3 separate regions of the Homo sapiens genome follow, and all the other regions are linked to region 2. The links are chromatin contacts, found by Hi-C in ENCODE. All regions are on one chromosome and are shown on one strand. Each heading gives the region's core, a stretch centred on a gene start or an enhancer-like site at or near the end of the contact. The rest is flanking DNA. Distances are from core to core; before and after follow the strand shown. Region 1 holds the start of AKAP17A (A-kinase anchoring protein 17A). Region 2 has its middle 18 kb from the start of P2RY8. Region 3 overlaps P2RY8 (P2Y receptor family member 8).

Region 1 (4,453 bases), core at 1,624-4,123, 37 kb after region 2:
TTCCCCTCCCCTCCTCTCCCTTCCCCTCCCCTCCTCTCCCTTCCCCTCCCCCTCCCCTCCCTTCCCTTCCCCTCCCCTCTCCTCCCCCTTCGCCTCCCCTCCCCTCCCTTCCCTTCCCCTCCCCTCCCTTCCCCTCCCCCTCCCCTTTCCTCCACTCCCTTCCCCTCCCCTCTCCTCCCCCCTTCCCCTCCCCTTCCCTTCCCTTCTTTCCTCCTATCCCCTCCTCCCCTCCCCTCCCTTCCCCTCCCCCCTCCCCTTTCCTCCGCTCCCTTCCCCTCCCCTCTCCTCCCCCCTTCCCCTCCCCTTCCCTTCCCTTCTTTCCTCCCATCCCCTCCTCCCCTCCCCTCCCTTCCCCTCCCCTCCCTTCCCCTCCCCTCCCCTCCTTTCCCTTCCCCTCCCCTCCTCTCCCTTCCCCTCCCCTCCTCTCCCTTCCCCTCCCTTCCCCTCCATTCCCCTCCCTTCCCCTCCATTCCCCTCCCTTCCCCTCCCCTCCTCTCCCTTCCCCTCCCTTCCCCTCCATTCCCCTCCCTTCCCCTCCCCTCCCCTTCTTTTGAGATGGAGTCTTCCTCTTGTCATCCAGGCTGGAGTGCAATGGCGCAATCTTGGCTCATTGCGACCTCCACCTCCCGGGTTCAAGCAATTCTCCTGCCTCAGCCTCCTGAATAGCTGGGATTACAGGTGCGCACCACCACGCCCAGCTAATTTTTGTATTTTTAGTAAAGACAGGGTTTCACCATGTTGGCCACAATTGTCTCAAACTCCTGACCTCAGGTGATCCACCCGCCTCGGCTTCCCAAAGTGCTGGGATTACAGGCATGAGCCACTGTACCCGGCCTAAATCACAGACTTTTATGTCTCACGGTTCTGGAGGCTGAGAGTCCAAGATCAATGAGTGGGAGGTTCAGTGTCTAGTGAGGACCCGCTTGCTGGTTCACAGGTGGTTCCTTCTGGCTGTGTCCTCACATGGTGGAAGGGGTGAGAGAGCTCTCTGGGGCCTGTCTTCTAAGAGCACAAATCCCACTCATGACCTAACCACCTCCTAAAAGCACCACCTCTAATACTCTTGCAGTGGGAACTGAGTTTGAACTTGAGTTTTGGAAGGACAGAAACATGGAAGGCATAGCAACCCTCTTACACAGCCCGGCCCCTCTGAAGCCTGCCTGGGTTCACAGAATGTTCCGTCTTCCTCAGGCCCCTGGTGTGTTGGCTTTCTCCTTTGTTGATAGCTGATGTTGAGCAATGCAAGATTTCTGTTCTGATTATCTGACCCTGGATATCCAGTTTGGGGACTTGTGACATATTTGGGACGTCAGAAGCACGTACCTCTCACATAGAGCATGGCATACTTAATAAACAATAAATTATAATAAAAAATGAATAATGCATTATAAATTATCATTACTTATTTATTTATTTATTGGAGACAGAGTCTCGCTCTGTTGCCCAGGATGGAGTGCAGTGGCGCCATCTTCGCTCACTGCAACCTCTGCCTCCTGGGTTCAAGTGATTCTCGGGCCTGCCTCAGCCTCCTGAGTAGCTGGGACTATAGGCAACCACCTCCACACCCGGCTAGTTTTTTGTCTTTTTAGTAGAGACGGGGTTTCACCATGCTGGCCAGGCTGGTCTTTTTTTTGTTTTGTTTTGACATGGAGTCTCGCTCTGTCAACCAGGCTGGAGTGCAGTGGCACGGTCTCACTGCAAGCCCCACCTCCCAGGTTCACGCCATTCTCCTGCCACAGCCTCCCGAGTAGCTGGTAGCTGGGACTACAGGTGCCCACCACCACGCCCGGCTGATTATTTTTTGTATTTTAGTAAAGACGGGGTTTCATCGTGTTAGCCAGGATGGTCTCGATCTCCTGACCTCATCATCCGCACATCTCGGCCTCCCAAAGTGCTGGGATTACAGGCATGAGCCACCGGGCCCGGCCCCAGGCTGGTCTTGAACTCCTGACCTTGTGATCTGCCCGCCTTGGCCCTCCAAAGTGCTGGCATTACAGACGTGAGCCACCGCACCTGGCCTCATTTATTATTTTGTAATCACATTATAAATTGTCATTTATTATTTCATAATTACATTATAAATGATCATTTCAGAATTACATTATATATTTTCATTTATTTCATAATTACACTATAGATTATCATTTATTATTCCAAAATTACATTATAAATTATGATTATATTATACAATAGCATTTGCTTCATAATTACATTAGATTATCATTTATTTTTAAATTACATTATATTTATTTCATAATTACATTATAAATTATCTTATAATTAGAAATGATCATTTATTTCATAATTGCAATATAAATTATTATTAATTTCATAATACCATTGTAAGTTATCATTTATTATTTCATAATTACATTATGTAATGGTATGCGTTAATAATTATTAATATACAATTAATAATTATTAACCATTCAATTAATAGTTAATTAACTAGCAATTTATATGTAATTCTATAATTACGTCATAGAATATGATATCTAATTTATACATAAATTATATTATTCAAGTATATTACCCATAATTTGCAAGTATAGTATAGAATCCCGTTATAGGATCCTATTACATTTTAGAATTTTGTTATATATATTTGACTCTACAATTGGAATTTAGACCCCACACCGGCCCCCCTCCTGTTTGGCTTAAGGGCTATGACCACAGACCCTGGCCCAAGTACCTCCCCTGGTTACCCGCAGGCAGGTGGCACCATGGGGGCGGGGCGGACTCGCGCACGCGCAGTGCAAAAGGTCGGGCTCCCGGAAGTCCCTCCTCCCGGGGGCGGAGCCAGGGCAAGAAGGAGAAACCCGGTGCTGCCGCGCGGCCTCTTCCGCGAGCCCGCGCGCCGGAAGTGGAAATGCGTCATAGAGGGCGGGCGGCGACGGCGGTGGCGGCGTCGGAGGCGCCTCCGGGGGACGGTGGCGGCTCCCGGCGGTGAGGCCGCGCCTGTCCGGGGATCGTCGAGGGACGGCGGGAGCTTGGGCCAGCGGCGGCGGCGGCCTGGGACGCAGGCGGAGCCCCGCGCAGGTGAGTGCCGCCCCCGTGCCTCCCGGGCCTGGCTGCAGCCGGCGAACGCTTCGCTCCTAGGGCCGGGCCCGGGGGGCCGGGGCTTGGGAGGCGGCGCCTAGGGGCCTCGGAGGTGACGGGGCTGGGGTTGGGGGGCGTGGGGTGCCACCGGGGGGCTGGGAGCGCCTGAAACTGTACGGGGGAATCGGGGGCTGGGGAGGTCTGCGGTCGGGGTCCGGGGGTCCCTGGAAGTAGGGGTAGGGGCTGGAGCGGTTCCTGGGACTGCACCGAAGGAGCTGAGGCCTGGAGCGGTGTCGGAGGGCTGGGAGCTCGGGGGATCGGATGGGCGGGAGACTAGGAGGCCTGGGACTAGGGGACGTGGCGCTGCGGTCGCTCCTAGGTCTACAGTGGGAAGCAAGGGGCTGTCCGGGGTTTTCGGAGGCTGGGGCGGTGCTGTGTAGGTTGGGGTATTGGGGCTCATCCAGGAGGGTGGTGGGGAGCGGGGAACTGAGGAGCTGAGGGTACCGAGTGGCCAAGGGCCTGAGAATGTGTGGGGCCCTGCCAGGGGTGCCAGCGGCAGCCTGAGGCCATGCTGGGGGGCTGCGGTAGGTGGGAATACCAGGGGCAATGCCGCGTACTGGGGATTGGGCAGCCAGGTGTACCGGGGTGGTCGGAGGGCGCTGGAGGCCAGAGTGGGGAGGGTTCCTCGGTGGTGAAGTTGCTGGGGCCGCTTGGGTTCTGGGGGAGGGTTCACTGGTCTCTGTCCAGACTGGAGCCCCTCCCTGGTGCCCCACTGACCTTTTCTGGTCGCTTCTCCACCCTCCCTCCCTTCTTTCGCACCTCCCACCTCGGGCTTGGGCGAGGAGGCCGTCTCCTGGGCCTGGCAGGAAGCCTCCAGGTTGATGGGGTGGGCGGCCGGGCCGGAGGCGGTCACCTGAGATGGTTGGGTTTCTGCGAGTGAAGCTTCCTCTACTTGGACTTGGCCGTCAGGAAGTGGCTGCCCGTCAGCTCAGCAGGGAAGAGGTGGGTTAATGAAGGTGGGCGGAGAAAGAAGGCGCAGACGGGGGACTCCGGCCCCTAACTTGTGGAAAGTTCGTTGTACTTTTTGGCTTTGAGTGGGTTAAAGCTGGGATACGTTTGGCCTTCGTGGAGATTACTAGGGTTCATGGTTCTGGATTGTTGTTGCAGCCCGAGACTTCCTGTTTTATCAGGGCAAGTACAGGGCCGCCGCCCCCTCCACAAAACCTTTCCAGATGCCTGCAGCTGTGCTCTCCCTGGCCCCTTCCCTTCCCCAGTGTCTCTCTGCCCCTTCCCGTGGAGCTAGGCGTTTGTAGCGTCCCCGTTCCTACTTGACCTGTGTGAGGGGCCTGGTCGTGCTCAGCTTCCTATTCTGCAGGCCTTGGGAGCTGCTGGCTGCTGGATGTAGGGTGTCGGG
Region 2 (4,300 bases), core at 301-2,800:
GCCTCCTGAGTAGCTGGGACTACAGGCGCCCGCCACCATCCCCGGCTAATTTTTTGTATTTTTTATTTTTAGTAGAGACGGGGTTTCACCGTGTTAGCCAGGATGGTCTCGATCTCCTGACCTCGTGATCTGCCAGCCTCGACCTCCCAAAGTGCTGGGATGACAGGCGTGAGCCACTGCGCCTGGCAAATGTCTGTTGTTTCTAAGCCACCGAGGCTATGGTATTCTGCTATAGCAACGCAAACGGACTAAGACATCATCCTGAAACATGAAACTTCCAGCCCCAGGGAATGGGTGAAAGATGTTTACTTACTCAAGGTTTGTAACCCGCCACAACTCCCATGATGAAATCCTCAGTCCCCAAGGCAATGGTATTTGGAGGTGAGGACTTTGGGAGGTGATGAGGTCATGCAGGTGGAGTGTTATGAGTAGGATTTGTGCCCTTATAAAAGGGACCCCAGGCCGGGTGCGGTGGCTCACGCCTGTCATCCCAGCACTTTGGGAGGCCGAGGCGGGCGGATCACGAGGTCAGGAGTTCCACAGCAGCCTGGCCAACATGGTGAAACCCCATCTCTACAAAAAAATACAACAATTAGCCAGGGCCAGGAGTGGTGGTGGGTGCCTGCAATCCCAGCTCCTCGGGAGGCTGACGCTCACGCCTGTCATCCCAGCACTTTGGGAGGCTGAGGTGGGTGGATCACAAGGTCGGGAGTTTGAGAGCAGCCTGGCCAACATGGCGAAACCCCATCTCTACTAAAAATACAAAAAACATTAGCGGGGCATGGTGGCGGGCACCTGTAATCCCAGCTCCTCGGGAGGCTGAGGCAGGAGAATCGCTTGAACCCGGGAGGCGGAGGTTGCAGTGAGCTGAGATCGCGCCACTGCACTCCAGCCTCAGTGACAGAGCGAGACTCCATCTCAAAAAACAAAAACAACAACAAAATAAAATAAAATAAAATGGACCCCAGAGAGCTCCCTCACCCCTTCCAACACCATGTGAGACACAGCAAGAAGGCGCTGTCTATAGATCAGGAAGCCACTGGTTCATAGACCACCAGACACTGAATCTGCCACACCTTAACCTTGGACTTCCAGCCTCCAGAACCATGAGACATAGATGCCTGCTGTTGAGAAGGCCCCCAGCCTATGGTATTTCACGATAGCAACACATACGAACTAAGACACTCTCCTGAAATATGAAGGTTCCAGCCCCAGCAAATGAGGGAAAGGAAAGAGTCATCCACGTCCAGGGAGGGTCAGGGTTGAAGCTGATGCTACCAGGGCCCTCTTGAGTTGGCGTTTAGGGCCAGATGCCGTGCGTAGAGAATGTGTACGGGGGAATGGAGACGGCCACCGTTTCTCATCTGTGCCGTAAAGTCCCAGGCACTCGGGCCGTCCTGGGACCCAGTGCCTGGCAAACATACTTCAGGATGGCTTTCACGGGAACCCTGTGAAACTCTGCCGGGGCTGTGTAGCCACCGCCTTTCACTTCTCATGAGGCTTTCCTGAGTAACCCAGTTGTCTCTCTGGCTGTTGGCAGCCCTGGGGAGGTCTGTTGTTGACTGCAAAGGTGGTACGGGAAGAGGAAGTACCACACCCTCCAACTTTCTGCATCGCGAACCCTATCTGACCCTCCTCATCTAGGGGTGCTGTTTTTCTGCAGAAGTTGGCACTACAGTCTTGAAGAAAACAAAACAAAACAAAACACCAAAGTACTGGCTACAGGAAGCCCAGGCTACCAATTTCATTTCCTTATAATCTCAGTTCTGGGGTCTTGATTTGAACATGATGCTCCAGTGTCAGGAAGGGGTCAAAAAAGGGAAGCATGTCTGTGACCTTCAACTCAGGAGGAAAACACTTTATGGTTGTTTCTTCTTTTTAAATTAAATCTATCGAGAGGCAGAACCACTGAGGAATATGCATAGCAGCACACAATAGCCGAAAGGTGGAAACAACTCAAATATCCATGCACACACGGGAGTGGATATGCAGGATAAATCCATGCAATGGAGTACTACACAGCCATGCAATGGAACACTACGCAGCCATGAAAATGGGATACTATGCACCCTTGAAAAAGGAATGAGGTTCTGACGCAGGCTGCCGCATGGATGAACCTTAGGACATCATGCTCAGTGAGAGAAGCCAGACACAGAAGGACACACTTTGTAGGATTCCATTTCTATGAAATGTCCAGAACAGGCAGATCCATACAAATAGAAAGTGGATTTGTGGTTGTGAGGGGCTGGGGAGTGAGGATTGGGAATTCATGCTTAATGGGTACAGAGTGTCCTTTTAGGTGATGAGAATGTTGGCAGTGATCGTTGTGCAATCTTCTGAATGTGGTAAATGCCACTGAATCACACTCTTCAAAATGGTTAATTTTGGCCGGGCGCGGTGGCTCACGCCTGTAATCCCAGCACTTTGGGAGGCCGAGGCGGGCAGATCACGAGGTCAGGAGATCAAGACCACCCTGACTAACATGGTGAAACCCCGTCTCTACTAAAAATACAAAAAATTAGCCATGCGTGGTGGGGCACACCTGTAGTCCCAGCTACTCGGGAGGCTGAGGCAGGAGAATGGCGTGAACCTAGGAAGCGGAGGTTGCAGAGAGCCGAGATCGCACCACTGCACTCCCGCCTGGGCAACAGTGCGAGACTCCGTCTCAAATAAAATAAAATAAATAAAATAAAATGGTTAATTTTATGTTCTGTGAATTTTACCAAAAGAAAAAAAAATGGTCGGGCATGGTGGCTCACATCTGTAATCTCAGAAGTTTAGAAGGTTTAGGTAGGAAAACTGTTTGAGCCCAGGAGTTTGAGACCACCCTGCACAATATAGCCAGACCCCATCTCTACAAGATTTTTTTTAAAAAAATAAGCCAGGCATCACGCCTGTAATCCCAGCACTTTGGGATGCCAAGGTGGGTGGATCACGCGGTCAGGAGATTGAGACCATCCTGGCTAAGGTGAAACTTCGTCTCTACTAAATATACAAAAAATTAGCCGGGCGTGGTGGCGGATGTCTGTAGTCCCAGCTACAACCTCACTGCAACCTCCATCTCCTGGATTCAAGCGATTCTCCTGCCTCAGCCTCCCAAGTAGCTGGGATTATAGGTGTGCACCACCATGCCCAACTAATTTTGTATTTTTAATAGAGATGGGGTTTTATCATGTTGGTCAGTCTGGTCTCGAACTCCTGACCTCAAGTGATCCACCCACCTCGGCCTCCCAAAGTGCTAGGATTCCAGGCGTGAGCCACCTCACCTGGCCAGACATGATGTGTTTGTGTGTCTGTGGTGAGAACACTTAACATCCACTGTCTTCGAGATTTTTTTTTTTTTTTTGAGATGGAATCTCGCTCTGTCACCCAGGCTGGAGTGTAGTGGCGCGATCTCGGCTCACTGCAACCTCCGCCTCCCAGGTTCATCCCATTCTCCTGTCTCAGCCTCCCAAGTAGCTGGGACTACAGGCATCTGCCACAGCACCTGGCTAATTTTTTGTACTTTTATTTTAGTAGAGACGGGGTTTCACTGTGTTAGCCAGGATGGTCTCGATCTCCTGACCTCGTGATCTGCCCGCCTCGGCCTCCCAAAGTGCTGGGATTACAGGCGTGAGCCACCGCACCCGGTCTGCGAGATTTTTAATACACAATTCAATGTTATTCATTATAGTCACTGTGTTGTACCAAAGATCTCCTCAGCTTACTCATTCTGTCGGAATGAGCATGGTTTTTTTATTTGTTTGTTTGTTTGTTTTTGTCCTTAGATCAAACATCTTTTCCATTTTAGCTGTTTTTTTGTTTTTTGTTTTTTTTGAGACAGGGCCTTGCTCTGTCACCCAGGCTGGAGTGCAGTGGTGCAGTCTTAGCTCACTGCAGCTTCAACCTCCTGGGCTAAAGCTATCCTCCCACCTCAGCCTCCTGAGTAGCTGGGACTACAGGCACACACTACCATGCCCAGCTAACTTTTCTTTCTAGAGATGGGGTCTTGTTATGTTGCCCAGGCTGGCTTCCAACTCCTGAGCTCAAGCATTCCTCCCACCTCAGCCTCCCAAAGTGTTGGGATTACAGGTGTGAGCCACAATGCCCAGGCTTGCACATTTGTCCATCCATCTTCTATTCATCCATCCATTTATCCATCCATTTATCCATCCATCCATCCATCCATCCATCCATCCATCCATCCATCCATCCATGCATCCATTCATTCATCTATCTTTATCTATCTATCTATGTATCATCTATCTGTGTATCTATCATCTATCTATCATCTATCAATCTATCTATGTATCTATCTACC
Region 3 (4,317 bases), core at 1,477-3,976, 54 kb before region 2:
TGCAGTGGCACAATCTTGGTTCACTGCAACATCTGCCTCCCAGGTTCAAGCGATTCTCCTGCCTCAGCCTCCTGAGTAGCTGGGATTACAGGCACGCGCCACCATGCCCGGCTAATTTTTGTATTTTTAGTAAAGATGCGGTTTCACCATGTTGCACAGGCTGAACTCCTGATCTTGAACTCCTGGTCTCGAACTCCTGATCTTGTGATCCGCCCTCCTCAGCCTCCCAAAGTTCTGGGATGACAGGTGCGAACCACCGCACCTGGCCCTCTGTTATTTTTTGAGATGGAGTCTCACTCTTGTCACCCAGGCTGGAGTGCAGTGGCACGATCTTGGCTCACTGCAACTTCCGCCTCCTGAGTTCAAGCGATTCTCCTGCCTCAGCCTCCTGAGTAGCTGGGATTACAGGCGCGTGCCATAATGCCTAGCTAATTTTTGTATTTTTAGTAGAGACAGGGTTTCACCATGTTGCCCAGGCTGATCTTGAACTCCTTATCTTGTGATCCACCCGCCTCAGCCTTCCAAAGTGCTGGGATTACAGGCATGAGCCCCTGCACCCAACCCTCTGTTTTTTTTCTTTTTCTTTTTCTTTTCTTTTTTTTTTTTTTTTTTGAGACAGTTTCACTCTTGTCCCCCAGGCTGGAGTGCAATGGCACGATCTCGGTTCAGTGAAACCTCTGCCTCCCAGGTTCAAGCGATTTTCCTGCCTCAGCCTCCTGAGTAGCTGGGATTACACGAGGTGTGTGCCACCACGCCTGGCCAATTTTTATATTTTTAGTAGAGACGGGGTTTCACCATGTTGGCCAGGCTGATCTCGAACTCCTGACCTCAGGTGATCCTCCTGCCTTGGCCCCCAAAATGCTGGGATTACAGACGTGAACCACCATGCCTGGTGGCCCTGGCCTTTTCTTACGCATGAGGTAATGCTTGCCACACCTACTGGTTATGTTCCTGCAAACTATCACCAGATCGCCTCTTACGCCCAAACTTTAATGCAATGTTTCACGTACTATGTATTTACTGCGTATATTAAAACTATAACTTATGGGAAATGTGTCATTAGGTGAAACGTATTAATAAGGAAAAAAAAGAAATAAAAACAAAACAAAACAAAAAAACCCTATAATTTAAAATACTACATTCAAACAACCTGACCAAAACTTTCTAAATGATTTCCCCAAAACAGAGCCGTAAGTAACTTGGGAACAAGACAAGAGGCAACCTGGGATGTCTTTCTATTTATTTATATCTCTAATTTTTTGAATCTGTTTTTTTGTTTTGTTTTGTTTTGTTTTGTTTTTCTTTTTGAGACGGAGTCTCGCTCTGTGGCCCAGGCTGGAGTGCAGTGGTGTGATCTCAGCTCACTGCAAGCTCCGCCTCCCGGGTTCCCGCCATTCTCCTGCCTCAGCCTCCCGAGTAGCTGGGACTACAGGCGTGTACCACCATGCCCAGCTAATTTTTTGTATTTTTAGTAGAGACGGGGTTTCACCGTGTTAGCCAGGATGGTCTCGATCTCCTGACCTCATGATCCGCCTGCCTCGGCCTCCCAAAGTGCTGGGATGACAGGCGTGAGCCACCGCGCCCGGCCTGTTGTTGTTTTTTAATGTTTTTTTTTAGTTTTCGGTGTACAAATCTACTTTCATGATTAATTTCTAACTGTTTTATTCTTTTTGGTGTTATTGTTAATGTAATTGTTTTCTTATTCTCTTATTTATGTACTTATTTTGAGGTAGGGTCTCACTCTGTTGCCCAGGCTGGAGTGCATTGGCACAATCATGGCTCACAGCAGCCTTGAACTCCTGGGTTCTAGTGATCCTCCCACCTCAGCTTCTCAAGTAGCTGGGACTACAGGCGTGCACCACCATGCCCAGCTAATTTTTTTTTTTGTTTTTTGAGACGGAGTCTCACTCTGTCATCTAGGCTGGAGTGCAGTGGTGTGATCTCGGCTCACTGCAACCTCCGCCTCCCGAGTTCAAGTGATTCTCCTGCCTCAGCCTCCCGAGTAGCTGGGATTCCAGGTACACGCCACCACACCCAGCTAATTTTTGTATTTTTGGTAGAGACGGGGTTTCTACTAAATGTTGGCCAGGCTGGTCTCGAACTCCTGACCCCAGGTGATCCTCCAACCTAGCCCTCCCAAAGTCTTGGGATTACAGGCGAGAGGCCCTGCGCCCGGCCACGTTAATTCTTTAGAAGTCAACAGAGGCCCATTGCTCTGAGCCGCCGCCACCCCCAGCCCTGTTTGTGACGACCAATGGGCTGCCGTGGACATAGGATTTTGGGTGTGCTAAAACCAGGAAAGCCCCCAGCAGCACCCAGGCTCCGAGGTTCTGGGAGACACAACCTCCCCGCCAGAGGGAAATGACCCATTACAATCCCCTGGGTGGTTTTCCAGGCCAAGCAGCTGGGGCCGCCTGTCTGGCCCAGGGTGGCCTGAATCTCTCGGTTCTGTCCTGGGAGAGGTGGGGATTTTTAAGCCTGACCTTTTAACTTTACCACAGGGCTGCTATCCAGCCTTCCTTCCTGTGACAGACTCTACGCCCATCTTCCAAAGCTCACAGAGCTGGCCGGAGAGTCCCAGGGCCCTCTTGTGAACTACGTCTTGGAAGGAGGTGGCTGTGTCTTCTCAGATACCATGTCCAGGCTTACATCTGAATGTTTTCGGTCCGACTTCAAGGGACGTAAATATCAGACCCCTGGAAGCACTCTGTGCATCCCTGTGACGGTGCTTTGCAGACTTTTGGCCTGTGTTTGACTTTCTGATGCGTTTTCATTTTCACTTTCGTTTTTCTGTATTTATTTATGGAGACATAAGGTCTTGCTCTGTTGCCCCAGGCTAGAGTGCCATGGTGACATTATATAGCTCACTGCAACCTCAACTTCCTGGCCTGAACCGATCCTCCCACCTCAGCCTCCTGAGCAGCTGGGACCACAGGTGCTCACCACCATGGCTGGCTAATTATTTATTTTTGTAGACATAGGGGTCTCACTATATTGCCCCGTCTTAGTTTTCATTTTTATTTTTTATTATTATTATTATTTGAGACAAAGTTTCACTCTGTTGCCCAGGCTGGAGTGCAGTGGTGCGATCTTGGCTCACTGCAACCTCCATCTCCCGGGTTCAAGTGATTCTCCTGCCTCAGCCTCCCGAGTAGCTGGGATTACAGGCGCGCACCACCACGCCCGGCTAATTTTTTGTATTTTTAGTAGAGATGGGGTTTCACCGTGTTAGCCAGGATGGTCTCGATATCTGGACCTTGTGATCTGCCTGTCTCGGCCTCCCAAAGTGCTGGGATTACAGGCATGAGCCACCACGCCCGGCGAGTTTTCATTTTTATTGATTATTATTATTATTTTTTGAGACGAAATCTCGCTCTGTCACCCAGATTGGAGTGCAGCGCTGTGATCTTGCCTCACTGCAACCTCCGCCTCCCGGGTTCAAACGATTGTCCTGCCTCGGCCTCTTGAATATCTGGAACTACAGGCGTGTGCCACCACATCCAGCTCATTTTTGTATTATTAGTAGACACAGGGTTTTACTGTGGTGGCCAGGCTGGTCTTGAACTCCTGACCTCAGGTGATCCACCCACCTCGGCCTCTCAAAGTGCTGGGATGACAGACGTGAGCCACCACGCCTGGCCTCATTTTTCTATTTGGAAATAAAGTCCTGTCTAGGTTTATGAGGAGTGGGACCACATCACTGAAGATACACGAGCAAGAACATGGATTTGCTTATCTCTGTTTTGGTCATGTCCTCCCGGGGGGCAGGGGTGGGGGTGGCAAACCTCCTCCCCTCCCTCCCCCACTTCGAACACAGAGTGAGTGTTGGTGACACTCAGCCAGGGACAGGACCCCGCTGCGAGCCAGGTTCCTCTTTCTACTGACTCTCTGGGGACCCTGTTTGCCTCCCGGCAACACGCTTTGCCGAAGAGCCCCTGTGCTGGCTGCCACGTGAGCCGCCCCTGTCCCTACTCTCAGCAGCCTTCCCCACCTGCAAACCCAGATCGAGGGCCTCCCATGCTGGGTTGGATGGTGGCCCCCAGAGATATGTCCGTGTCCTGAGCCCTGCTATTTGGGGAGGGGGTTTCATTTGGAAAAGAGGGTCTTTGCAGATTCATTCCGTTGTGGATCTTGAGAGAAAATAATCCTGCATTGTCTGGGTGGGCCTTAAATGCAATGACAGGTGTCCTTCTAAGAGACAGGAGAGGAGACACAGACACAGAGGAGAAGGCCACGTGGAGACGGAGACAGAGCCTGGAATGACGCGGCCACAAGCCCAGGGATGCCTGGAGCCCCCAGGAGCTGGGAGAGACAGGA

What was found. Hi-C counts contacts between places; a loop is a spot of excess contacts on that map. Pooled maps may share reads with other maps.
Region 1: a map of CD8-positive, alpha-beta T cell shows a loop between it and region 2 (5-fold over the local background). The contact joins the promoter of AKAP17A here to the enhancer-like site in region 2. A Hi-C loop is called at or near these places in 5 of 168 maps with a recorded cell type or tissue (B cell, CD4-positive, alpha-beta memory T cell, CD8-positive, alpha-beta T cell and 2 more) and 9 of 50 pooled maps.
Region 3: a pooled map shows a loop between it and region 2 (1.8-fold over the local background). The contact joins two enhancer-like sites. A Hi-C loop is called at or near these places in 2 of 168 maps with a recorded cell type or tissue (B cell and naive thymus-derived CD4-positive, alpha-beta T cell) and 8 of 50 pooled maps.

The regions. Positions count from the first base shown.
Region 1 is chrX:1,588,731-1,593,183 of GRCh38, forward strand. AKAP17A (A-kinase anchoring protein 17A) reads left to right here and starts at 2,874. Exons shown (of 5, transcript NM_005088.3): 1 at 2,874-3,039.
Region 2 is chrX:1,553,506-1,557,805 of GRCh38, forward strand. No RefSeq gene overlaps it. Among named protein-coding and RNA genes, the nearest start is that of P2RY8, 18 kb to the left of the region's middle. Within about 2 kb of position 1,551, at least 7 of the 41 ENCODE cell types and tissues checked have a DNase peak (open chromatin) inside an H3K27ac peak, as active enhancers do; they include B cell and CD8-positive, alpha-beta T cell, where a contact is called at or near this core.
Region 3 is chrX:1,498,570-1,502,886 of GRCh38, forward strand. All of the region lies in intron 1 of P2RY8 (P2Y receptor family member 8), which reads right to left. Among named protein-coding and RNA genes, the nearest start is that of P2RY8, 36 kb to the right of the region's middle. Within about 2 kb of position 2,727, at least 11 of the 41 ENCODE cell types and tissues checked have a DNase peak (open chromatin) inside an H3K27ac peak, as active enhancers do; they include B cell, where a contact is called at or near this core.